Regions from separate parts of the Homo sapiens genome. Here regions 1 and 3 are each linked to region 2. Evidence: chromatin loops called from intact Hi-C (ENCODE). Cell type or tissue: heart right ventricle. All regions are shown on one strand. Region 1 holds the start of C11orf96 (chromosome 11 open reading frame 96). Region 2 overlaps ALKBH3 (alkB homolog 3, alpha-ketoglutarate dependent dioxygenase). Region 3 has its middle 46 kb from the start of C11orf96.

Region 1 (8,000 bases), 55 kb before region 2:
AGCAGACACCATGATGGGATGAAATGTGCGAGGATCTGAAAAGGAGTCATGCCTGTGTGCAGTCACACAGAAGGAGCTGGGAAGACTGGGAGGGCCTGCAGGCCACTATGCAAATCTGGCCCTGAGAGTGGTTGTCCATCAATCATGCTGCAGGCTCAAACAGCTTCAGCAGAGCCATTAGGGAATCTCTGAACCAAAGACCACAACAAAGAAATCTCATATCTCCCAAGCACAGTTCTGCCTCAGTATTCCAGCTATGCATATGTTTGCAGGGAGCAGCCCCTAGGGGGGTTCAGCCTCAGTCAAAGAAGGCAATAGATTCAAACCCAGAGCACCTGCTGGTCAGTTACACTCCCTGTAGCAGGAGAGCTGCCAAGCCCAGTCTCATGGCTGTGCCACAGGGGGTTACAGTGAGAAGTAACTCACACCTGTAATCTCATCACTTTGGGAGGCTGAGGTGGGAGGGTTGCTTGAGCCCAGGAGTTCAAGACCAGCCTGTGCCATATAGGGAGACCCCATCTCAACAAAAAATTTAAAAAATAGTCAAGTGTGGTGGTGCATGCCTCTAGTGCTGACTACTCAGGAAGCTGAAGTGGGAGGATCACTTGAGCCTGGGAAGCAGAGGTTGCAGTGAGCCAAGATTGCTCCACTGCGCTCCAGCCTGGGTGACAGAGGGAGATTCTGTCTCAAATAAATAAATAAATAAATAAAGGGTTGCAACCCAGCTCACCCCTGACTATCTGTGTAGCATTGGTCAAGAAAATTAACCCCTCTGAGCTTCAGTTTTCTCACCTGTAAAATGCCTGAGAAACTTTATCAGGATGAAAGTAGAGTGTTGATCGGAGGTGCTCACTGAATGGTGGCCTTTATCCCCTCTGCTATTTTTCCAGAGGCCAAAGGGCCTAAGGCCTACCCCAAATGTGCTTCAGGAGGGAGAGCTGAAGTCCATAGCTGACCTCAATTCCCTGGGCTCATGGGCAGCCCTTCCCTCTAGAGCCCTGCCACACAGTGGGCTGCAAAAGCCAAGATGGCTTTTAAATCAGCAAAAGGAACTCTCTGCTAAACATCTCCCCCAGGGCCAGAGAGAAATGTTTAGCTGGCTGTTGGCCAGAGCTGGGATGGCCACCTATTACCTCTGCCTGGTCTGGGCTCCAGCCTGTTTGAAAACTCATCACCCAGGCTAGGACTGCAGGCTGAAGCCCAGGCAGGGAGGGGAAGGACAGAGGTGACTCCTTGGACAGGCCTATAAATCCAGCCAGCTGGGCAGTCATCCACCCACCCAGCTCATGCCTGCTCCACAGCTCTTTCAGATGCCCGGGCTCCTGTCTTCTCTCTCCTCTGAGCCCCATTATCCAGGAACCCTTCTTCCTATTCTCCTTCCCTCCTTCCTACCCCTGTGGGTCTCTCTCTCTCCCTCTCTCTCTCTCTCTCTCTCTCTCTTTCACTGTCTCAGTGTCTCTCCATCTCCCAGGGGGGCCTTTATCCTTCTGTCTCTCAACATCCAACATCCTCTGGCTCCTGATCCTATTCCCCTGCATCTCTTTCTCTTTCCATTGCCTTCTCTCTGTCACTGAGTTTTCCTGTCTCCCTGAGGGACCTCCTTCCTCTCCACCTCTTTCTGACTCTTGCTCTCTCTTGCTCCTTCATTGTATGTCTTGCCCACTCTTCCCTCCTCTTCTAATATCTGGCCCAGCCCAGCCGGCCCCAGCCTGCCTCTCCTTGGAGCTGCGTGCCACCTTGGAATGCCTGTGAGCACAGGGAGGAGCTGAGCCCCCGCCGTTGCATAGGGGCCTGGTAGGACCTCTGATATGATTTGGATGTTTGTCCCCTCCAAATTTCATGTTGAAATGTGACCCCCAGTGTTGGAGGCGGGGCCTGGTCAGAAGCGTTTGGGTCATAAGGGTGGATCCGTCATGAATGGCTAGTGCCCTCCCCACGGCAATGTGTGAGTTCTCCCTCTGTTGGTTCACGGGAGAGCTGCTTGCTTAAAAGACTCTGGCCTCCCTCTTGCTCCCTCTCTGGCCATGTGACATGCCTGCTCCCCCTCCACCTTCCACCATGAGTGGAAGCTTCTCAAGGCCTCACCAGAAGAAGATGTTGGTGCCATGCTTGTATAGCCTGCAGAACTGTGAGCCAAATAATTCTCTTTCCTTTACAAATTACCTAGCTCAGATATTCCCTTATAGCAACACAGAACGGACTAACACAAGCTCCCTACCCTCCAGTCTGCCCTCCTTCCTCTGTGCAGGGCAGAGATGTTCAGAACCAGAGAGCAACCCCCATGTAGCCCATGGGCCATGGCTTTCCAGGACCAGCCTGATCCCTCTAATACTGCAGCATCCCAAACTCCCTCCCTCTGCCTCTCTGGGACACGGCTTCTATCAGGCTTCTCTCCACATCAACCCTTAGAACTACCCGTTTGTGGGAAAACTAAGAAACTGGGACAAATAAGACATCACTTTTATACTAAATAGTGGGGCATTCACTTAATTAAATATGGAGTATCTATTCAATAGAATTTATGAAAAGCTATGATGTGGATCGATGCATACTGATACTAAATGCAAATCCAATTAATTTAAAAAGCAGGTTGAAAAATAGCATGTAGAATACAAACTCATTTGGTAAAAGAAAATAAACATGCATATATAGGCATCACCTCCAAAATGTTAACTTATTTATCTCTGGGTGGTGGGAATATGACTGACTTGTTTTGTATTATAATAAACAAATATTTCTAGGGCAATAAAAAATTACAAGAATAACTTAAAAAACGAACCAGGGCCAGGCATGGTGGCTCACGCCTGTAATCCCAGCACTTTGGGAAGCCGTGGAGGGCAGGTCACTTGAGGTCAGGAGTTCAAGACCAGCCTGGCCAACATGGTGAAACTTATCTCTACTAAAAATATAAAAGTTAGCTGGGCATGGTGGCTACTACTCACAGGCATGCCTGTGATCTCAGCTACTCGGGAGGCTGAGGCAGGAGAATCGCTTGAACCTGGGAGGCAGAGGTTGCAGTGAACTGAGATCATGTCTCTGCACTCCAGCCTGGGTGACAGAGTGAGACTCCATCTCAAAACAAACAAACAAACAACAACAACAAAACAGAAGCAGGCAAGATAGGAATGGATTTTCCTCAGCACCTCTTTATTCATTTCAACCCAAACATTTCAGAAGCACCTACTCAGTGCTGGGCCTGCCCACAGCTGAGCAGGGAATATGGTCCCCTCAATAACCTCTGTTGTTGGCTGGGGTAACCCAAGGAGACCCTTCAGGTAGGGGCTGAAGGCAGCAGGAGGTTCTTTTTGTTTGTTTGTTGTTTCTGTTTTTTCAGACAGGGTCTCACTCTGTCACCCACACTGGAGTGCAGTGCCGCAATTACTGCTCACTGCAGCCTCCACCTCCCTGGGCTCAGGTGATCCTCTCCCCTCAGCCTCCTGAATAGCTGGGAACACAGGTGTGCACCACCACGTCCGGCTAATTTTTTTTTTTTTTTTTTGTAGAGATAGGATTTCACCATGTTGCCCAGGCTGGTCTCGAACTCCTGGGCTCAAGCGATCTGCCCACCTAGGCCTCCCAAAGTACTGGGATTACAGGCGTGAACCACTGCCCGGCTGAGAAGGAGGTTCTTCCGCGAGAGAAGGCTATGCAGAGGGGAGGATCTCAGGCCTGAAGGGTCTAGAAGCCCACTGGAAGGTCTTCCAGACACTTGGGACATCTAGCTCCTGAAGAGTAGAAAGAGGAGCTGCTGCCGAAGAGGTAAGACAGAGAGAGGGGCACAGGATGTGGAGTCCGCCCCTCTGTCCTCAGGGAGTTTCTTTGGAGAGAGAAGAGAATGAGGCTGGGCTCAGAGGAAGTTCCTCCCACTCCGTGGAGCTCAAACTAGTCCAGTGGTGGCAGCTGCCCTGGCTGGAATAAAGCATCGACCCACAGTGGCCTCACATCTCTGAGGCCTTTGCAGGTTAAGAGTCTCCTGCCATGATACCCCACCACAGTGGAACCCGTTGTTGGGCCAGCGTGTTCTCAGGGACTGGGACACGGGCCAAATACTACAGCCACCAAGGCCATAGCCTGTGCTCTCTCTGAGCCGAGGGAAGAACACCCTCTCCGGCCCTGTAGTTCCATTTTTGTTTCTTTGTTTCGTTTCCTCTGCTGTCTTCTCCAGAGCTCTGCGCTGCAGCTGAGAGACTGGGTATCTCCTAGAGATTCCTGACCCCCACGCACCAGCCCCACCACCAGAGGGCGCCCGAGCACAGAGACGCCGCAACCGGAGCAGGAGCCCTAAACCTGTCAGGGTGGGTCAGCCCTGGAGTAATCCTGGAGGGAGGGTCTGGGAGAGGGCCCCAGTGTGGGGACCTGCCCGGCTCAACCAAATGTAGTTTGTTACCTTGGTGGCCATCTGCAGCCAGGTGGCCCTGCCACACTGCTAAACCAGAGGATTTAGGAAGCAGACAGGGATTCGGGAAGTGGCTGAAGAGCACTGGAAAGACAAACTCCTGCGGTGCAAGAGTCCTGGACCAGGAGTGCGGAGAACTGGGGGCGCTCCTCTCCCTGTTACCCTAGGCTTGTTTTCTCATATGTAAACAAAGGCAGGGGCGGGGAGAAGGGAAGGACTCGATGGTACCCAGGTGCCCTTCAGGCTCTAACCAAAGACATGCCCCACCCTCCTGGAGGAACCCTGCGGAGCGCAGAGAACGGCTGGAGACATAGCGGCCGCGGTTTTCCCCGCAGCGCAGGAGCGCCAGGCACTGCGCTGGGTCAACTGCGGTCAGGGAGTCACCTGCCCGCGACAGCGAGCGCGCACCCACACTCTCGACCAACCCAGGCTGGCCTCCAGCCCACTCTCGGGTCCCAACGCCCAAACATCTCGCATTGCTGGCTCCGACATCTCCCCACCCGCCGCCAGGAATCAGCGCAGAGGGAGATGCGTCTTCTGTGGCGGGTGCGGGGCGAGGACCCTGACCCCAGCTCTGGGAAGTGAACTGTACGGAGGAGAGAGCTCTCCATCGTCAGCTCTGCCTCCGCCCCTCCTGCGGCTTCACTTCAGCCCGGATGCCGGCGATGGGGAATAGACCAGGGACGCAGGAGCACACTGGACCGGGGGTGGATCCACTTGGGGAGGCAGGCAACCGACCCGCGCACCGGTGGCGCAACCTCGTTCCGGTGACCGAAGCTTGTGGAGGTAGCTCCACTCCCGGCTCCCTGGTCCGACATCCCCCTGCCACCTCCTCCCCCACCTCCCCGAGTCTTGGGAGCCTGGACCCCGAAGGTGCAAAAAGTCAAGAGCCTGGAAAACTGCACTGTGCAAATATATTGACTTTATTTGTCTCCTTTCAGGAGCCTCACAGACATATCCAGGTAAAAAGATCGTTAAATAAATGCCTTCAGCCATCGCAATGCAAAAATAAATATCAATCCTCCAGACGCAGTAGCAGCCGCGCTGCGCCCAAAGTCCCAACGGCCACGCCTAACAATTATAAAAGTGTTCAGCGAGAGTGTTGGCGTGAGTGTGAATGGGTGTGCGCTGGGGGGCACGGTGGAGCGGTGTGCAAAATCGGAGTTGCAAACCATCGGACAAGGGCATGGAGTGGCTACCCGCCGCCGACTCAGCGCGGGCGCGCCTCCCCGCACACACTCACAGCAGAGTTCGCACTGGGAAGAGTTAAAAAATAAACATTTACAAGGACGAGGAAAGCGGCCCCGCTCCCGGCGCTCCCGGGCCAGGGCGAGCGCGGCGAGGGGCGCACCGACCGGTTCGCAGCGGGGCGGGAGTCCGAGCGCGCGAGGAGCGGCGGTCCCGGGTCCTTGCGGGTCCCCCGGGAGCAGGGCGCGGGCACTCTCGGGGTTCACACGCCGGTCCCCGCGCGGACCGCGGACGCGCGCGTCCCCCCCGCGGGCGGCGCCCCTTACAGGGCCGAGTCGGAGTCGCTGGAGTCCAGGCTGTTCCTCAGTTTGCAGCTGCTGAGCTGCTCCCGCTGCAGCGACAGGCTCTGCGTGCTGCGGCGCAGGCACTCCAGGCTCTGCAGGAACGACTTCTTGGCCTTCTCCTCCTCCATGGGGGACACCCCCTCCTCCTCCACCTCCTGGATCTCGTCGAAGGTCACCGGCTGCGTCTTGAAGCGAGACTGGCGCGGCCGCCGCAGCCGGCCCCGGCCCTTGGGCAGCTTGGCGGGCCGCACGGGCTGCGGGAACTCGTCGGCCAGGCACACGAAGTGCGGCATCACCGCCTGGTAACTGGAGCAGATGCCCATCAGCTCGCCGGGCTTGGCGGCCATGGCGCCTCCGGCGTCTGCGGGGCCGGGCGGCGGGGCGCCGGGGCTCTCCGAGGGCGGCCGCTGCGCCGGGGCCCCCCGGGAGGCAGCAGCCGGGGGCTCGCCGGGCGGGGGATCCAAATCTGCTGCGGGGTGGCGGCGGCCCTCGCGGGCCCGGGCCGGCGCTCCTCGGGAGGGCGGGCGGGCGGGCGGACCCGTCGGGGGGCACGGGGCTCGGGGGGCGCTGTTCCGCCGCGCTCCGAGGCGCTCGCCGCCGCTGCTGTCGCCGTCTGCCCCGCGGCGGCCAGGCTCGCGGCTTATATAGCCCGCGGCTGCCCACACGGCTCTGAGCTCGGATGACAGCGAATGCCATTTAAAGCGTGCGCGCCCCGCGCCCTTCCGCCTGACGTCGCCCCGCCGCTCTGGGAAAGTAACGGCCCCTTCCCCGGCGCCGCCCGCCCCCCGCCAACCGGCTCCGGAAGGCAGGCCCCGCCCGCGGGGGTTCCGGGAGAAGCCGCGGCCCCGGAGCACGCGGCTGGCCCGAGCTGCGCCCGGACAGGGACCCTCAATCGCCGCGACTGGGCGGGCACTGTCCCTTCTGGGATCCCCAAGTCTGCACCAACCGGGTTGGCCGCGGGGCCGCAGGTCCCCCTCCCCCGCCCCCTGGTCCCAGATGCACACACTTGAGGCGCTGGTTATTCCACCGCCGGTTCTGCGCGGGGCGCGAGGCAGCTCTCAGCTCTCTTTGCAGCCTGGCGAGCCTGAGCGCCCGGCTCCCCAGAGCTGAGCTCGGAAGAAGGGGTGGGCTCCCCTTCTGGATCCTTGCCACCCCCCTCCGCAGGCGCGCGCGCGCACACACACACACACACACACACACACACACACACACACACGCACGAATGCAAACACATCTCGATTATTCCATTCCGGTTCTTCCCTTCCCTAGATGTCTTCTTTATGTTTGTCTCCTCACTCCCCCACCCAAGTCCCTCGGGCACCCCCATTCATGCTCTGAAGAGTGACACTTGGATATGGCACTAACAACAACAACAACAATAATAGCTACCATCTGGAGAGCTTTACTCCAAGCCAACCATGAGCTCTGTTTTACGTATATTATCCTGTTTAATCTTCACAGCAGCAGCCCTATGAGGTAATTGGTATTCTCTCATTTTTACATATGGGAAAACCAGGCACAGAGGGGATAAGTAACTGGTCCACTAGTATCTGATGGAAACAGATGGGCTGACTCCAGAGTCCATGCTCTGACAGCCCCCTGCTGAGGGTGAGTACCCTGAGCTAAATCTCACCAGTGTTCCCAAGGTCTCTAAGAGCAGGTCCACAGGGCAGTCCCTGCCCTATGTCCTGGGACTCCCAAGAGGAAACTGTGAGCCTGGCCATGGCCAAGTGGGCTTGAGATGTGGGGCACTGACAGGCACCCAGCAGGGCTCACAGGGCCACCCAAAAAGGAGGGGGTCAGTGGGATTTGGCCTCCGTCCTTTCCGTATCCACTCAACACAGATTTACTGAGAAGTTACTTTCCTGCTCAGGAAAGGCATGGAAGCCAACAAGAAAGGTACAGTCCTGGCCCTCATGAAAGTTACATTCTAATGGGAGTGGGGTGTTGTGGGGAGAGACAGATGATACACACACGAAGAAGAACATGTTTTGTGGTGAAATAAAGTAGGGCGATGAGCTGGGGATGCAGGTGGTGAGATGCTTAGAGCACGGGACCAGGAAAGGCTGCTC
Region 2 (8,000 bases):
TGGCCTCAAGCAATCCTTCCACCTTGACCTCCCAAAGTGTTGGGATTATAGACATGAGCCACCACACCTGGACTATTTTATTGTTACAGAAAAAAAGATTCTCTAGGTATATTTGTCTAAAATAACAAGATTGGAACCAAAACATGGGGTAGAATTATCAAGAATTTTAATATTCTTCCTGTTTATGTGCAGTTTCTAAATTTTCAATAAGCACATACTACCAACATTTAAAAAAAAGGATTGTCATAAATTATTTTGAAGAGTTGTCAAAATGTTCCCAAAATGTCGGACAATAAGAGGCTACTTTACTCAGCAGATCCTGTGTTTATTCCCACTGGTTCTTAACCAGGGGCAATTTTGCCCCCCCAGATGTTTAACAATGTCTTGAGTTGGTTTTGGTTGTCACAGCTGGGTGAGGGGTGCCACTGACATCTAACAGGTGGAGGTCATGCATACTGGTAAACATCCTACAATGCAAGGGATAGACCCACAAGAAAGAATTATCCAGCCCAAAATGGCAATACTACTGAGGTTGAGAAATCTTGTTTTAAAAGATTAACTAGAATGAATGAGAAAGAACTTCCCCACAGCCCATTTAATCCTCAAATTCTCTGCTATGACTACTGACAAGAAGATAAATTAACTCTGACAGAAACAAGGAAAGCAGGCTATGTTGGACTGGCCTAATTCTATTATCTCCACGTTTCAAAATCAACCTCAGATATAAAGGGTCTCGGCACTTCCCTGGCTCACATTCTAAATGCAGCCCTTGAAACCAAAGCATGCAGCTATCTCCTTACGTGAAAAGGCCATGTTCCCTCAGTCAATGTTTTCTCCCTGAAATTTTAGTAAAGTGGTAGCTTGCAATTACAAATTTCTAGAAGCTCTGAAATGTGTCACATTTCTGTGTATCCCAATGCCATAAGCAAAACTCCATTTTCTTCAAAGTCTCTTTCAATAAAACATAACATTATTTGCCAAAGGCAAGATTCCAGGAACTAAACAGGGAGCTATTTCTTGGACCTTAACTCTATCCCCTGGATGAGCTTAATTTATATACTAGAATATCTTCATCTACTTTCATGGAAATTTTTTAAAAGCAAAAGCAGCAGCAGAAACAAGCCAAAGCAAAATCAGACGGAAGTCTGAGAACTGCAGCCATAGAATAAATACAAAGTTAACAAGAAAAACATCAGATTTTTTTTCACAAATAGCAAAAGAGCCTGAGAAACAGAAAAAGGCATATTGACCTCACTCGTCAGTCATAAGGACTCAGCCCCACAGCAAATGCATACCAGGGTGTACACAGAAGGAATACAGCTAGAAAAGCTTGGGAAAGAGGGATATTAGGAGAAGAAATAGTTCATTTTCCTGAAATGCTAGACTCTGGTTCAGTTTACTCTAGTTCTAGTTTTTTCTCATCCTCTAGCACATGAAGGATGACAAGCACAAAGACTCAATGTTTCAACCCAGAGAGGTTTTTTGAACTAGGAACCAGCATGAATCTCTGCAAGGTAATTTGTTGTTATTTTATAGCACTCAACACATAGTATATAGTCTATAAAACCATACCAATGACAATATGTTGACATACGTGAGGATTTGGTTCCATAGTGATTCTTGAATAAGTGTAAGGAAGTTCTCCATACCATGCTGTAAGTCTTGGTTGCTGATAAGTTATATCTAAGAAAGAAAATACAGGCCTTTGAAATGGTTTAATGCTATTTAAGGTGTTACTACTGAGTGCCAACTTTGTGCCTTGCAATGTGCTATGAGAAATACAAAAGAAAAGTAAGAATGGGCTGTGACCCAAAGTTCCACCTTCACAGAAGATATGGGACTTTGCAAGTAGAATGGACAAGAGAAACCACTATGTTGGCAGACACCACATGGGCAAAGGCTCTGAGATGAGAATGTGGGTGACTTGCTTGTATTAGTGATGACATAAACAAGAGAGGGCAAAGAGTCACACTGGGGAACAGTGGGGCTCAGACTAGGGACGGTCTCAAAAAGCAGAATATGGAGACTGAACCCCTGTCTGCAGAAATTTGTGGCACCAACATCCATGTGAGAAACAAGACAAACTGCTCATTCATGTGTGCAATGTTGTGTAAACCTTTTTGATTCAAGGGAGGAAAAAGTGCCCTGACCAACTGTGGCATGCAGCTGATTTTCATCAGAAGGCTTTGATGTTCCAATTTAGAGAAGCAGTTATCCATAGATCTACTCTTTTTCCCATAACTGGTATCAGCCACAACAATAAGAACAATAATAATAATAATAATAGCAGCAGCTAATACTCACTGAAGGCTTACTATGTACCAGGCAATCTCATGCGTTATCTCATTGTATTAACACAACCACCTTATAAGAAAGACATTGTTATTAATTTAATTTTACTGATAAGAAAACCAGGGATCAGAGAGTTACTTAACTGTAATTTGCTTAAAATTAACAACTACTTTGAATGAAAGAGCCAACAATCAAAGCCATGTCTGTCACCAAAAGCCCTGCTGCAGAAACTGTGGGAGTTGAGAGAAGGCTGTCCTGAAGGCTGAGAGAAAGCTGACTCCTATTCTGATGCATGAGTAACAAAAATGAAGCCAGTACAGTTGGTCTTTCATATCTGTGGGTTCCACATCCACCATGGATCAAAAATACTCAAACCATGGATCAAAAATACTCAAAAAATATATAAAAATTACAAATAACAATACCACAATAAAAAACAGTATAACAACTATTTACATAGCACTTACATCGTATTAGGTATTATAAGTGATCTAGAGATGATTTAAAGGATACTAGAGGATGTGCATAGGTTATATGCACATACTATGATAGTTATTTTATTTTTTTTTGAGACGGAGTCTCACTCTATTACCAGGCTGGAGTGCAGTGGCGCGATCTCGGCTCACTGCAACCTCTGCCTCCCGGATTCAAGCAATTCTCCTGCCTCAGCCTCCCGAGTAGCTGGGACTACAGGTGCGCACCACCATGCCTGGCTAATTTTTGTATTGTTAGTAGAGATGGGGTTTCATCATGTTAGCCAGGATGGTCTCGATCTCCTGACCTCATGATCCACCTGCCTCGGCCTCCCAAAGTGCTGGGATTACAGGCGTAAGCCACCACGCCCAGCCACTATGATAGTTTTTATGAAAGGATTTGAGCATACATGAATTTCAGTATCCACAGGGAACAATCCCCTGTGGATACTGAGGGACAACTATATATACTTTGCCTCTTTACAGAAAATTTAAATTCACTCAATGTGCCAGAAAAAAATTCGATGCTAGAGTACAGACGCCCCCAAGTGACCGCCTGTGGTATAACAGGCACTGTTGGCTTGTGGATGCCCGCAGAGATTCAGGTTCCAACTCAGGTAACAAACTGCCGTGTCACTTTTACAAGCTCAGGAGAGTACAGATGCTGAAGCTAGAGGAGACTGGACTCTTCTGGCAAAAGTTAAAGAAGAATACAAAGTCAGCAAGGAGTGTGAAAGAATGTATGCAAAATAGGATAAGAAAAAAAGAAAGCTCTGTAATTTTCTATGAAGAAAGGAAAAAGTTGGCACCATTTGAAGCAAGTCAGTGAACAAACACAAAAGGAGATAAGTATGTCAGCCATAGTTCAGCCAACCAAATTTCCTTTGGTTCCTTGAACTCTCACCTCTATCCTCCTGCCATGTTCTCTCTGATCTCTGGGCCTTCCACCTGCTGTTTCTCCTGCCTGGAATACTCTTCCCTGTCCTTTTTGGCTAATTCTACTTTCTTAGGATCTCAGGTTTTGAATTTCTGTTTAAGACTAGCTTTGGTGAGCAGAAGTGATGGTACTAGGAAACATTCCAGAGAGGGAGAACACGCAGCACCAACTGTGACCTCTGGGATCTACTTACCCTCTCTGATGCCAGTCCTCTGTTTCCAGGGAACATCTTGACAAAGCTGTTCCAATATCCAGTCAGCTTCTTTCACGTCAACAAAGCCAGGATACAAACAGACCCTGGGTGCAGAATGAACATTGTTAACCAAAAAACATGGAAAAGATAAGTTAGACTCTAAATGTTAGTGGAAACAGTTAATCTGGATGCAGCCTCTAATGGGTACATGAAATCATCTTACCACAGCTCCCACAGCAAGCAGAGCCTAACATCACCCAGGTCATGAGGCTCCAGATATAAAATAAACTCCTTTCATGTTGGGACAAATAAAAGAGGCAATGAAGGATAAAGGGATGATAGGTGAGGGCTTTTATAGATCATAATTCAAACAGTATTTCAGTACTGCTTAGCTGTGAAACCCTGGGCAAGTTACTGAACCTCTCTGAACTTTGGTTTTCTCATCTGTAACCTGAGATGACATCAACCTCATAGATTCACTGTGAAGAGTAAATAGAATAATAAGTCCAGGCACAGTGGCTCAAGCCTGTAATCCCAGCACTTTGGGAGGCTCAAGCGGGTGGATCACCTGAGGTCAGGAGTTCGAGACCAGCCTGACCAACATGGTGAAACCCCGTCTACCAAAAATACAAAATCAGCTGGGCGTGGTGGCGCATGCCTGTAGTTCCAACTACTTGGGAGGCTAAGGCAGGAGAATCGCTTGAACCCGGGGGTGGAGGTTGCAGTGAGCTGAGATGACACCATTGCACTCTAGCCTGGGCTACAACAGCAAAACTCCATCTCGAAAAAAGAAAAAAAAAAGAATAACTAATAAAATGCCTGGCCCTGTTTTATTTAAACAATTGGTAGTCTTCTGAGACTATGCTAATTCTAGGAAAAGCTACAGCTCATTATGACTGTATCAAAATAAACACAGCTAATGAGGGTTCTTTCTCCCACTGAATATGTGTTTATTTCAACAATGCCAACGCAGCTCAAAATAATTTTGGATATCTTTCTTAAGATACCTTCTGAAAGCCCACGGAAGATTCTCTTAAACTGCCTTGGTAGCAAATCTTCACTCTTTGAAGGTGCATCTGATTTTGTGAAAGAGCCAAAGCTTACCTGAAGCCGTATCTAGTTAACAATGAGATATGACCAAAACAATAAAACTGGTTTTCTTGAGTGACTTGCTTTAAAATAACAGTTCCAAAAAAGGTTATAACCATGGCAGAGCCATTGTTCCAGCAGAAGCTCCTCTGAAGAAATTCATCTAGATGTGTAAGTTCTATTTGTTTTAAATGTCTCATTATTTTATAGTGACAATTAGTATACTCATGCATTAAGGCGATGTTAATGTTTCAATGTTTTTAAATGTTTTTAAAACAATGACTAATGCCTAATATACCCTAAATAGTATATGCTTTAACTACTGAAATCTATCCTAGGCCACGTATGGTGGCTTACGCCTGTAATCCCAGCACTTTGGGAGGCCAAGGCGGGCAGATCACTTGAGCCCAGGAGTTCAAGGCCAGCCTGGGCAACATGGCGAAACCCCATCACTAACAAACAAACAAACAAAAATACAAAATTAGCCAGGTGTGGTGGCGCACACCTGTAATCCCAGCTACTCGGAGGCTGAAGTGGGAGGGTGGCTTGAGCCCAGGAGGCAGAAGTTGCAATGAGCTGAGATCGTGCCACTGCACCCCAGCCTAGGTGACAGAGCCAGACCCTGTCTCAAAAACAGAAAGACTGCCAGGCGCAGTGGCTCATGCCTGTAATCCCAGCACTTTGGGAGGCCAAGGCAGGTGGATCACGAGGTCAAGAGATCGAGACCATGCTGAATAACACGGTGAAACCTCGTCTCTACTAAAAATACAAAAAAAAAAAAAAATTAGCTGGGCATGGTGGCACGTGCCTGTAGTCCCAGCTACTCGGGAGGCTGAGGCAGAAGAATGGCGTGAACCCTGGAGGCGGAGCTTGCAGTGAGTGGAGATCACGCCACTGCACTCCAGCTTGAGTGACAGAGTGAGACTCTGTCTCAAAACACAAAACAAAAAAAAACAAAAAAAGAAATTTACCCTAGTGTAGCAATTTGTAACATTATACACAATAATCTACAATATGTAATATACATGAAGTATAATAATATAATGTAGCACTCACAGCACAGAAGTCCAGGCTAGGCGCAATTCTAATGTCAAGTTATTATGTGGCACTAAGAAAAAATATTCAGGCCAGACGTGGTGGCTCACACCTGTAATCCCAGCACTTTGAGAGGCTAAGGTGGGGCAGGTGGATCACCTGAGGTCAGGAGTTCGAGACCAGCCTGACCAACATGATGAAACCCCATCTCTATTAAAAATACGAAAAAAGTAGCCAGGCTTGGTGGCACATGCCTGTAATCCCAGCTACTTGGGAGGCTGAGGCAGGAGAATCTCTTGAACCCAGGAGGTAGAGGTTACAGTGAGCCAAGATAGCACCATTGCACTCCAGCCTGGGCAACAAAAGCAAAACTCTGTCTCAAAAAGAAAAAAATATTCAATCTTCCTAGGTCTCATTTCCTCATCTAAAAAACTTGGGAAATAGCAGCTACTATATCTGACAGAAAGGTTAGGAACTATACCTGAAAATATTTTGATGCTAGAAATACTAATAAAAAGGAGATATTATCAAATTTTTGCTCCCCAAGAATTTAAGGGGCAGAAGTTACCTATTTGAAATAAGGGAGTAGACTTTTTTAAACTTTAAGTTTGGGGTACATATGCAGGTTTGTTATATAGGTACGCTTTTGTCATAGGGGTTTGTTATACAGATTATTTCATCACCCAGGTGTTAAGTCTAGTGCCCATTAGTTATTTTTCCTGTTCCTCTCCCTCCTCCCACCCTCCACCCACCGACAAGCCCCAGTGTCTATTGTTCCCTTCTGTGTGTCCCTGTGTTCTCATCATTCGGCTCCCACTTACAAGTGAGAACATGCAGTATTTGGTTTTCTGTTCCCACGTTAGTTTGCTGATGATAAAGATCTCTAGTTCCATCCATGTTCCCGCAAAGGACATGCTTTCATTCCTTTTAATGGCTGCATAGTATTCCATAATGTATATGTACTACATTTTCTTTCTCTAGGGGAGTAAACTATTTTAAGAGACTATAACTCAGTGATAATTACGGTCACTTCTTGTGAGGATTTGCTTACCTAGATACACCTGTGGGTGACAGGCTGATTTCATACACACCCTCTCTGCTAAAGAAACAAAGGAAACAGACTTGTTAGTTTGAGGCAAAACAATATGCTATACCCAGTGGAAGAGTTATCCTTCTGAACTGCCAAAGTCCTGGCTCACCAAAGTCATTTAGTTATGAGAGAGGCATAATCCCCACCTTCTTCTACCACTGAGAAGATCATGGTATATCATTAATGGCACTGGAATGGAACTGTGACAGTATCAGGCCATGGAGACAAAAACTGGGATAAAATCAATTCTGATTCTACTCCTTTATATTTTACCCATAATTGAGGCAGATATGGTCCAGGAATCTATTGCACAAAGAGGTTTCAAATAGAGCACTCCTCTGGAGAATGTGGAATAGGGGATACATTTAACAGGCAGCAAGCACATCTCAGGGCTCTGGGCTTCTGTTGCTTTCAGAGATACACATCTGATGAGGTTCCTCTTCTGATTAAAATCCTTCAATGGCACCCCAAAACTGCATTCAAGGTCCTCATAATGTAGCTCTATCTTCTGACAGCTCCCATAAACTCATCATCCTCCAGCAGCAATCAACTGCTTGGAATCTCCTGAATACACCACTACGTTTCTAACTCCATGCTTTTCCATGCTGAAATGCCACCCCATCACCCGGCATCCCCAATCCAATCCACCTCCAGCTTTGGTCCAGTGGAAAACTCTCATTCACCTTTCAAAAATCCTAGCTTCAGCATCACCGCCTTTAAACTTTTCCTGACCTTTAATCCAGGCAAATAATATTAACCTCTCATCCTCTGTGTTACCACTAGACCTTACAGTCTATTTTTTCATGATGTACAAGATTACAATTTATCTGATTAAATGTCTATTTTATTTTATAGACTGTGGGGTCCTGAGGTGCAAGGAATAGGTAGATT
Region 3 (8,000 bases), 99 kb before region 2:
TCTGCTGCAGCTGGTAGTGGGGATGGCACTTGCCAATGCCTTTCTCTTCCAGTGGCGCATGAATCTCTAACATTGATCATACCTTTCACTTGGGTAAACTAAGTGGGTCATTAGAGGTATCTCTAATCAAATGCCAATGAGTGTCCACAATATGCCAAGCCAGTGCTAGGCTCTGGAACACAAAGATAAATGCAACCCGTTCCTGCCCAGCAGCTGAGGCCACACAGTAATGATATACTATGGGAAGGTATGTACTGGAAGCGTGGACACCTGGCAGGAAGAGCCCAGATCTAAGAGGGATTTGTCCTGTGTGAGAGGCTGGAAAGACTATCCTGCAAAGCATGTAGATGCAGCTGCCTTGAAAAGATGGGGGAGGGCCGGGCGCGGTGGCTCACGCCTGTAATCCCAACACTTCAGGAGAGGCGGGGATCGCCTGAGCTCAGAAGTTTGAGACCAGCCTGGGCAACATGCAAAACCCGGTCTCAACAAAAAAAATACAAAAATTAGCCAGGCATGGTGGCGTGAACCTGTAGTTCCAACTACTCAGGAGGCTGAGGTGGGAGGATCCCTTGGGCCCAGGAGGTCAAGGCTGCAGTGAGCCATGATCACGCCTCTGCACTCCAGCCTGGGCAACAGAGTGAGACCCTGTCTCAAAAAAAAAAAAAAAGAAAGAAAGAAAGAAAGAAAAGAAAAAGGAAAAAAAGAAAGAAAAAAAAAGATGGGGAGGGAGGGGATTGTTAAGAAAAGAAAGTGAGGGGGCTTAAGTTCCCAGATAGGAGAACTGTGTGTGCAAAGTTAAGAGATATGAAGGGACCAAATTGTCTGAGGAGCAATGAGACACTTGGGGTGGCCTGATTATCAGGGAGTCATTAGATCCTGGGCTGGTGGGCTTTGGGGGAGGTGCGGATTGTTTTTGTTTTTGTTTCTTTGAGACAGAGTCTTGTCTTTCACCCAGGCCAAAGTGCAGTGGTGCAATCTCAGCTTACTGCAGCCTTTGCCTCCTGGGTTCAAGAAATTCTCCTGCCTCAGCCTCCCGAGTAGCTGGGACTACAGGCACCAACCACCAGGCCCGGCTAATTTTTGTATTTTTAGCAGAGATGGGGTTTCGCCATGTTGGCCAGGGTGGTCTTGAACTCCTGACCTCAGGTGATCCGCCCACCTCAGCCTCCCAAAGTGCTGGGATTACAGGTGTGAGCCACCACACCCTGCCAGGGGGGTGTATATTGGATCCAGATCTTGGACAGCTTGAATGCCACACCTGAGCCCAGCATGAACCATGGAAACTTAGGAATTGAATGACACCATCCTCACTGTTCTCATTCTAGAGCTACCACCTGGGAAATATTTCATACACTTTGTGTGTGCAGCTGTGTGCCCATGAGGCAGGTTTCTGTGATCTCATTTTGCAGATGACAAAATGGAGGCTGCAAGAGATTAGGAAGTTGTCCAAGTCCACCCAGTAGCAGGAATGGCATTTAAATCCACTGGAATACAAGCTTCAGACTTTGCATAGGGCACTGCCATATCCCAGTGCTCAGAACAGGGCCTGGCATGTAGTAAGCCCTCAATAAATATTTGTTGAGTGAATGAATGAATCTCTCTGACTCCAAAACCCTGTGACACTAATCAGACTTTTTTTTTTTTCTTTTTTGAGACACAGTCTCACTCTGTTGCCCAGGCTAGAGTGCAGTGGCATGATCTGGGCTCACTGTAGCCTCTGCTACCCGGGTTCAAGTGATTCTCCTGCCTCAGCCTCCCAAGTAGCTGGGATTACAGGCACCTGTCACCATACCTGGATAATTTTTGCATTTTTAGTAGAGGCAGGATTTTACTCTGCTGGCCAGGCTGGTCTTGAACTCTTGACCTCAAGTGATCCACCCACCTCGGCCTCCCAAAGTGCTGTGATTACGGTGTGAGCCACGGCACACCCCTGGCTTTAGTGGGGTGGAAGAAAGAGATGGCGAAACCAGTGAGAAGCATTCTGCAGTGCACCAGGAGCGGCTAAAGGAGGACAGAAATCTAGGAGGCAGAAGCAATCCCAAAGAATTGGAGTGGGTGGAATGTGTTGACCAATTTGATAACAAGACCTAGCATTAATTGAGCAGTTGCTATGTGCCAGAGCTATGGTCTAAATGCATCTCCCCAAATTCATATGTTGAAACTTAATCACCAATGTGATAGTATTAAGAGGAGGGGCTTTTAGGGGGTATTAAGGCATGAGGGTTCCACTTCATGAATGGGATTAGAGCCCTCAGAAGGGGCTGAAGAGATGAGAATTCTTCCCTTCTACCTCGCGAGGAAACGGTAAGAAGGCACCATCTATGACCCACAGAAAACAGGCCCTTACCAGACACTAAATCTGTTTGTATCTTGATGTTGGACTTCCCAGCCTCCAGAACAATGAGACATAAATTACTATGATTTATAAATTACCCAGTCTAAGGTATTTTGTTGCAGCAGCAGAACGGACTAAGATAGCCAGGCAACGTCCTAAGCACTCTGTCAGTGTTAACTATTATCTCTTCCCCACAAACCAATGAAGTAGGTAGGTGCTCTCCTGATCTCCACTTCACAGGCAAGTAAATTAAGGCACAGAGAGGTGAGAGGTTACAGATCTGGTAAGTGATAGAGGTGGGACTCAAAGCCAGGCATGCTGGGGTCAGGGCTCTGGGAAGGGAGGAGTAAGGGAGAGGGAGGAATCATGGGTGGCTGCTAAGTTTCTGGCATGGCGACTGACAGCATGTGGGGCCACCACTTCCTCTGCTGACCTGGAACTCAGACAAGGCAGGCCACAAGCCAGGGGCTGCCTGACCTCTTGGCGGGGCCGCCAGCGTTCTGGGTGGCCCTTTCTCTCTGCAGGACCCTGAGGAGGCTCTGGAGGAAGCTGTGTGGAGAGTGTGGAAGACTCCACCCCCAACCCCTGCAGTAAGCTGGAGATGCTGGCAGCCACCAACAGCAAGGCTCTGCAGCAAAGGGACCTGGATGTGGTGGGACAGCTCACTGGCTCCTCCATAGTGCAGAGAAGTGGAAAGTCCTCTGCCCCAAATCCCCTGTGAAAGCCTGATCTCCACCCCTGCTGGGTGGGGGCCATGGTGCCTGGGCTGGGAACCAGGATATGGGGATTTATGGGGTCCAGACCACGAGGAAGGGAAGGGCTGGGAGTGAGGGGCAGAGGAAGGCCAAGGTCAGGCCCTCTGAGCCTGTCCTGTAAGCAGAGACCTGCAGTAACCACATGGCCCCAGGCAGGAAAGGAAACAGGAGGCTTCTCAAAATAGACCAGGAGCGTGCAGCTCTGTTGCATTTCCCAGCTCCCACCATCTGGCCAAGCCTAGGCAGGAAGGCAGGCGGGGGAGGGGAGATCCGTGGAGGGCTCCGACTGTCTGCAACCCACCTCTCACCCAGACCTTCCCCTGTTCCTCTTCTGTTGACTCTGTGGCATCATTGCCAGGCCAGATCGTCATCATCTCACAGGTGAGAAAACTGAGGCTCAGAGAGGTAAAGTGACTGGTCCAAGGCCACACAGCTGATGAGCGGCAGAGCTGAACCCAGCGCTGAGCCTCCCCACACAGCAGCTTGAGGCCTGGCCACAAAGTCTGCAGCCTGCACATGCCCTAAACGCCACTGTTAGTCCCCTGCCTTTTGGCTGAATCTGACCTTAGACCAGCTCCCCGTGAAGAAAACCGAGTTTGTGATTCACCAGTTAGAACCCAGGGAGGACCAATCTTTCGCACTGTCACACCTGCCTTTTGGCTGCGGGTGAGGACCACAGCAGTAGGAAGTTTGGGGAGAAGGGTGTGGTGGCATGTACCTATAGTCCCAGCTACTCTAGAGGCCGAGGAGAGAGGATTGCTTGAGCCCAGGAGCTCAAGTCCAGCCCAGACCCTGTCTCCAAAAAAAAAAAAAAAAAAAAAAAAAGAAGAGAGAATCAGCAGACAGAAATGGTCTCCTAGGATTAGAGGAATTTAAGAGCAATCATCCTGTTTTGCAGCCTCTTGCCCTGCAGCCTGTTTCTTCCTAAACCCTGTGTGGAACCGAGTGGCCTGCTTGCTTAAGTAGGTGACAGACCCTGACAGACCCCAGCAGCTTAGTGATAAGCCTGAGTGAACTTTCCTTATTACCACGCTAAAGTCTCTGCCCTGGGAGAAGCTGTAGCTTTATTATTCTAACATTCGGCCTGTGTGCTGGCAAAATGACTCACTGCATCTACGCCACCGAGACCCCCTTCTACATGCGATGATGCAACCTCTCCCCTCTCCATGGCTCCGTAACACCCTCCTGTCACCTTCCCTCTAGAAGACACTGTTTTGGAGAATATTCCCAGGGAGCTCCTTACTTGCGCCAAGTAATAAAACGCCTATTGATCAAAACCTGAGTTCTGATGAAGAGTTATTTGTTACTCACCAGGCAAACGAACCCCCGTGTTTTGGAGGTAACACGAAGGGTAAGGGAGAGTGGTGTGGGCACTCCAGGCAGGCCCTGCCAGGGTTCCCCCTAGCGGGGGAACAGAGATCCCTAACAGCTAACAGGGAGTGAGTTGTTCACACCCTAGTATGAATTAGTTTTGTAAACTACTGTCCCTAAAAGCAGAGAGGAGACTTTCCAGTGAGAGGATCAAGTTCACAGAAGAAAGGGTCCACCTCATGGTGGAGCTGAGGCTAGGGCATCAGGGACATTCATCCTTCCTGTGGGGGTGGGAAAAAGCAGCTCTAACCCCTGGGACTGAAACCATTTTCCATGCAGATTCTTTCAGGGTCTGTCAGTTCTTGGCCCAGGAAAATTCCCTGCGGGGGGGTGGGGGAAGAAGCATTGTCTGAAATGCCCGAAAGGAAAAATCTTCTCTGCCTGCCAAACGCACATTATTGTTCCCACCACATCCCAGCCACAGACCAACTTCTGTCGGGATTCCACCCTGCCTTGGCCTTGACCCCCCCGAGCGCTGGATTATACTGGGAAGAGATTCGGGCTGTGTTGGGAAGTCGGCCAGGTCTCCGGCTCTGTGATGCCTCCTCCTCCTTTCACCGGGTAGAAACAGTCACTGGACCTGGCCTGGATGACCGCTGTGGCTCAGAGGGAGGCAGAGCCAGCCAGGGAGTGGGGGAGGTGCTGTGGGGGAGGCTTGGGGGACTGGTGACCCAGATTCCACTTCCTGTCCTGCTTCCCTCCATTCCCAGACAGCAGCTGCAGCTGGACACTGACCACAGGCCAAAGGATACCTAGCGCCAACTTCTTGCTAGAAGCAGCGACTGGGGCTTCCCTAGGCTCTGAGTCAGCCACCCTGCAGCCCCGTCCCCCGCCACACCTTCCCACCTGGGCCACGGAAGCTGCCGTTTCTGAAAGGAGGAGTCTGGAAATTCCTCCATCTGGTCCAGACACTCCCACTTTCCAAAGGAACAAACGGAGGCCCAGAAGGAGGCAGAGACCTGTCCAAAGCTACCAGAGTGGGTTGGTGGCAGGGGCCACCACCTGGACCCAGGTCTTCTAACTTCAGGTTCTCAGAAGATTCCGTAGGTATCTGTTGAATAAATGGATGGATGGAAGGATGGACAAAGGGATGGAAATCCTGATGGGCGTGTCCCTACAACAGTGACAGGGGAGTCAAGGATCCATTGCTTGTTCTTCTTGAAGAAGACTCGGGGGTGGGGGGCAGGTCACTGGGGAGAGCAGCCAGGGTCCCAGGCCCCGCTGTGCCACACCATGCCAGTACTTGGAGTGGGGGAATTGCTAGAACTTACTTTCCAGAGTCCTGGAATCACACTGTCTCTGGCTCTTTCTAAGGAGCTCTTGCTTTCACCTCTTCTGGGATGGAGGTGGTGAGGGAGCACTCACCATCATCTCATTAACAAAAGTTTATTGGGGTGTCTCATACACTGAATCTAGAATTTGCACCGCAAACCCTGTAGACAAGCTCCCTGCACTTATGGGGGAGACAAACAGCCAATGAGCAAATAAAGGATTATCCCAGTTGACAAACTCATGTGATGCAGGCAAACGTTGAGATGCCTTTGGTGGAGAGAAGGGCTGGGTCTTCATTGTCTCTCTGAGAAAGTGACATTTAGGCTGATCCCAGAAAATAAGAAGGAAACCAGCCCAGTAAAGTTCCAGGGAAACAGTTTTTCCAGGCAGAGGAGACAGCAGGTGCAAGAGCCCTGGAGTGAGCAAGAGCTCAGCATTGTCATCAAAGAATGGCCACAGTGGGTGGCTGGAGCACCCTGAGGGGGCAGAGGGAGGCCCCGGGAGAGGTCTGTGAGGCTGGCCAGGGCCAGGTAACCCAGGGCTTCGTGACCAGCATGTAAAGCCCGGGTCTTACTCTGAGATCTGTGCCAAGCCAGAGAAGGGTTGTAAGCAAGAGGGTTGCTGGAATCCAGTTTTATGTTTGAAGATCATATTTTCCTTTAAAAAGAGTGGGTGGGGGGTGGGGGTGGGGTGGGAGAAAAAGACAGCAGGGAGACAGGTTAGGAAGCGCTGGCAATGGTCATGATGAGAGATGATGTCACCTGAAGGGTGGCAGTGTTGGTGAAAGAAGCGTACCCTTTATAGAGAGCTTTTAGGTGGTGGAAATGATGGGGCTTGCTGAAGGAATTGATGGCTGTGAGAGAAGGGGAAGAGGAATGGCACCCACGTCTCTGGCTCTCCGATACCCATAAATGCCATTTAATAAGACTGGGGAGGGTGACATGGAATGCTCGGCTTTGGATGAGTTCAGTTGGAGATGCCTTTATTTTTATTTATTTGTTTGTTTGTTTATTATATATATTTTTTGAGACAGAGTCTCACGCTGTCGCCCAGGCTGGAGTTCAGTGGGATTACAGGCATACTCCCCACCATGCCCAGCTAATTTTTGTATTTTTATAGAGATGAGTTTTCGTCATGTTGGCCAGGCTGGTCTCGAACTCTTGACCTCAGGTGATCCGCCGGCCCAAAGTACAGGCGTGAGCCACTGCGCCCAGCCTGAGATGTCTTTAGACATCCAAGGGGAAATGTTAAGAAGGCGGTTGGATATTAATAATGGTGACAATGATCATGATAATCATCTACTATTTGTATTTCTCTTTTCCTGTTTGCCATGTACCCTCTCACCAGACCGTGCCCCTCAAGGGCAGAGACTGAGCCGGATTTTGCTCATAACCCCATTCTCAGCATTTAGCCCAGTGCTGTCCTGGGGCCTGGTGGGCAGGGCAGAGGGGAGAAGACATGATAATTATTTGTCAGATAAACAACTGAATGGGCAGAAGCCACTGTGCAGACTGAGAAGGAAGAACAGCTCCTCCTACCACAGCAACAGATCCTGCCTAAGAAAATGGTCCAGGCTGGGTTTCTGGGAACGTCAGCCCATGGCCTCGGCTCTCCCATCTCTCTCTTTGGTCTCCTCTCCCTGTCTGCCTGCCAGCTTCCTGCCAGGAAACACAGCCCCCAGGTATTAATCATTAACTAACATCACCTCTCACACTGGAGGTACACTTCCCTTCTCAAAACACTTTGCCTTCCATTATCTTGAATGGTCCTTGAAACCACACTGGGAGGGGGGCGGAGGCAGCGTCCAATGCTCAGGACAGGAAAAGAGGCTCTGAGAAAGGGAGAAAGCACTCCAGGTACTGGTGCAGCCAGGAGGGAACCTGGGTCTCCTGCCACCCTGCCTCTCGTGGATTTGCTAAGTGCCCCTTTTAGCCCTGCAGTTCTCCGAGTTTCCCTCCAACTCGAAGGTCCCTGGGATCCAGCTCTGAACTCTACCCAGGAGGATCTAAAGGCTGTGATATGAAGGTCCCCTTCCCCAGCCCTCCCTGGCATACTGCCCCTGCCCAGGGCCACTCCTCTGGTGGCCTCGAAGAGCCCCTGGCCATTTCCCAGCAGCCTCTGCTCCGTCCAGCAGACACATGCCACCTGCTCTCCGCATCTAGACCCTTAGAACAATTTCCCCTCTGCTGGGCAAGGCTGTGACAGGAAAGGGACAGGACCTGACCCCTGTTTGGGAAACCAATTGTGCAACATTGTCCTACGAGGGG

The links. Hi-C counts contacts between places; a loop is a spot of excess contacts. Peaks named below come from ENCODE experiments on the same cell type or tissue, not always from the same donor. Only the 100,000 strongest peaks of a DNase experiment are listed, where the experiment ranks them.
Region 1: a loop joins it to region 2, with 3 times the contacts of the local background. A loop is called at or near these places in 69 of 110 quality-filtered maps.
Region 3: a loop joins it to region 2, with 3 times the contacts of the local background. A loop is called at or near these places in 4 of 110 quality-filtered maps.

The regions. Positions count from the first base shown.
Region 1 is chr11:43,941,180-43,949,179 of GRCh38, reverse strand. C11orf96 (chromosome 11 open reading frame 96) reads right to left here and starts at 6,543. Exons shown (of 1, transcript NM_001145033.2): 1 at 5,302-6,543. The coding sequence starts at 6,275. The coding sequence ends at 5,907. It also overlaps a transcript of ACCSL not described here. RefSeq lists enhancers at 1,748-2,248, 4,258-5,086, 5,087-5,916 and silencers at 6,656-6,785, 6,826-6,955. In heart right ventricle, CTCF peaks have their summits at 1,964, 4,249 (motif pointing right) and 6,611; DNase peaks (open chromatin) are centred at 4,239, 5,948 and 6,669; H3K4me3 peaks cover 3,571 bases; H3K27ac peaks cover 6,068 bases.
Region 2 is chr11:43,885,724-43,893,723 of GRCh38, reverse strand. It overlaps ALKBH3 (alkB homolog 3, alpha-ketoglutarate dependent dioxygenase), which reads right to left. Exons shown (of 10, transcript NM_139178.4): 5 at 7,071-7,118; 6 at 3,896-3,999; 7 at 1,595-1,683. Among named protein-coding and RNA genes, the nearest start is that of ALKBH3, 8.9 kb to the right of the region's middle. In heart right ventricle, a CTCF peak has its summit at 3,321; a DNase peak (open chromatin) is centred at 3,323.
Region 3 is chr11:43,984,722-43,992,721 of GRCh38, reverse strand. It overlaps a transcript of ACCSL not described here. Among named protein-coding and RNA genes, the nearest start is that of C11orf96, 46 kb to the right of the region's middle. In heart right ventricle, CTCF peaks have their summits at 3,015 and 4,509 (motif pointing left); DNase peaks (open chromatin) are centred at 3,160, 3,290, 5,041, 7,891 and 2 weaker places; H3K4me3 peaks cover 613 bases; H3K27ac peaks cover 5,378 bases.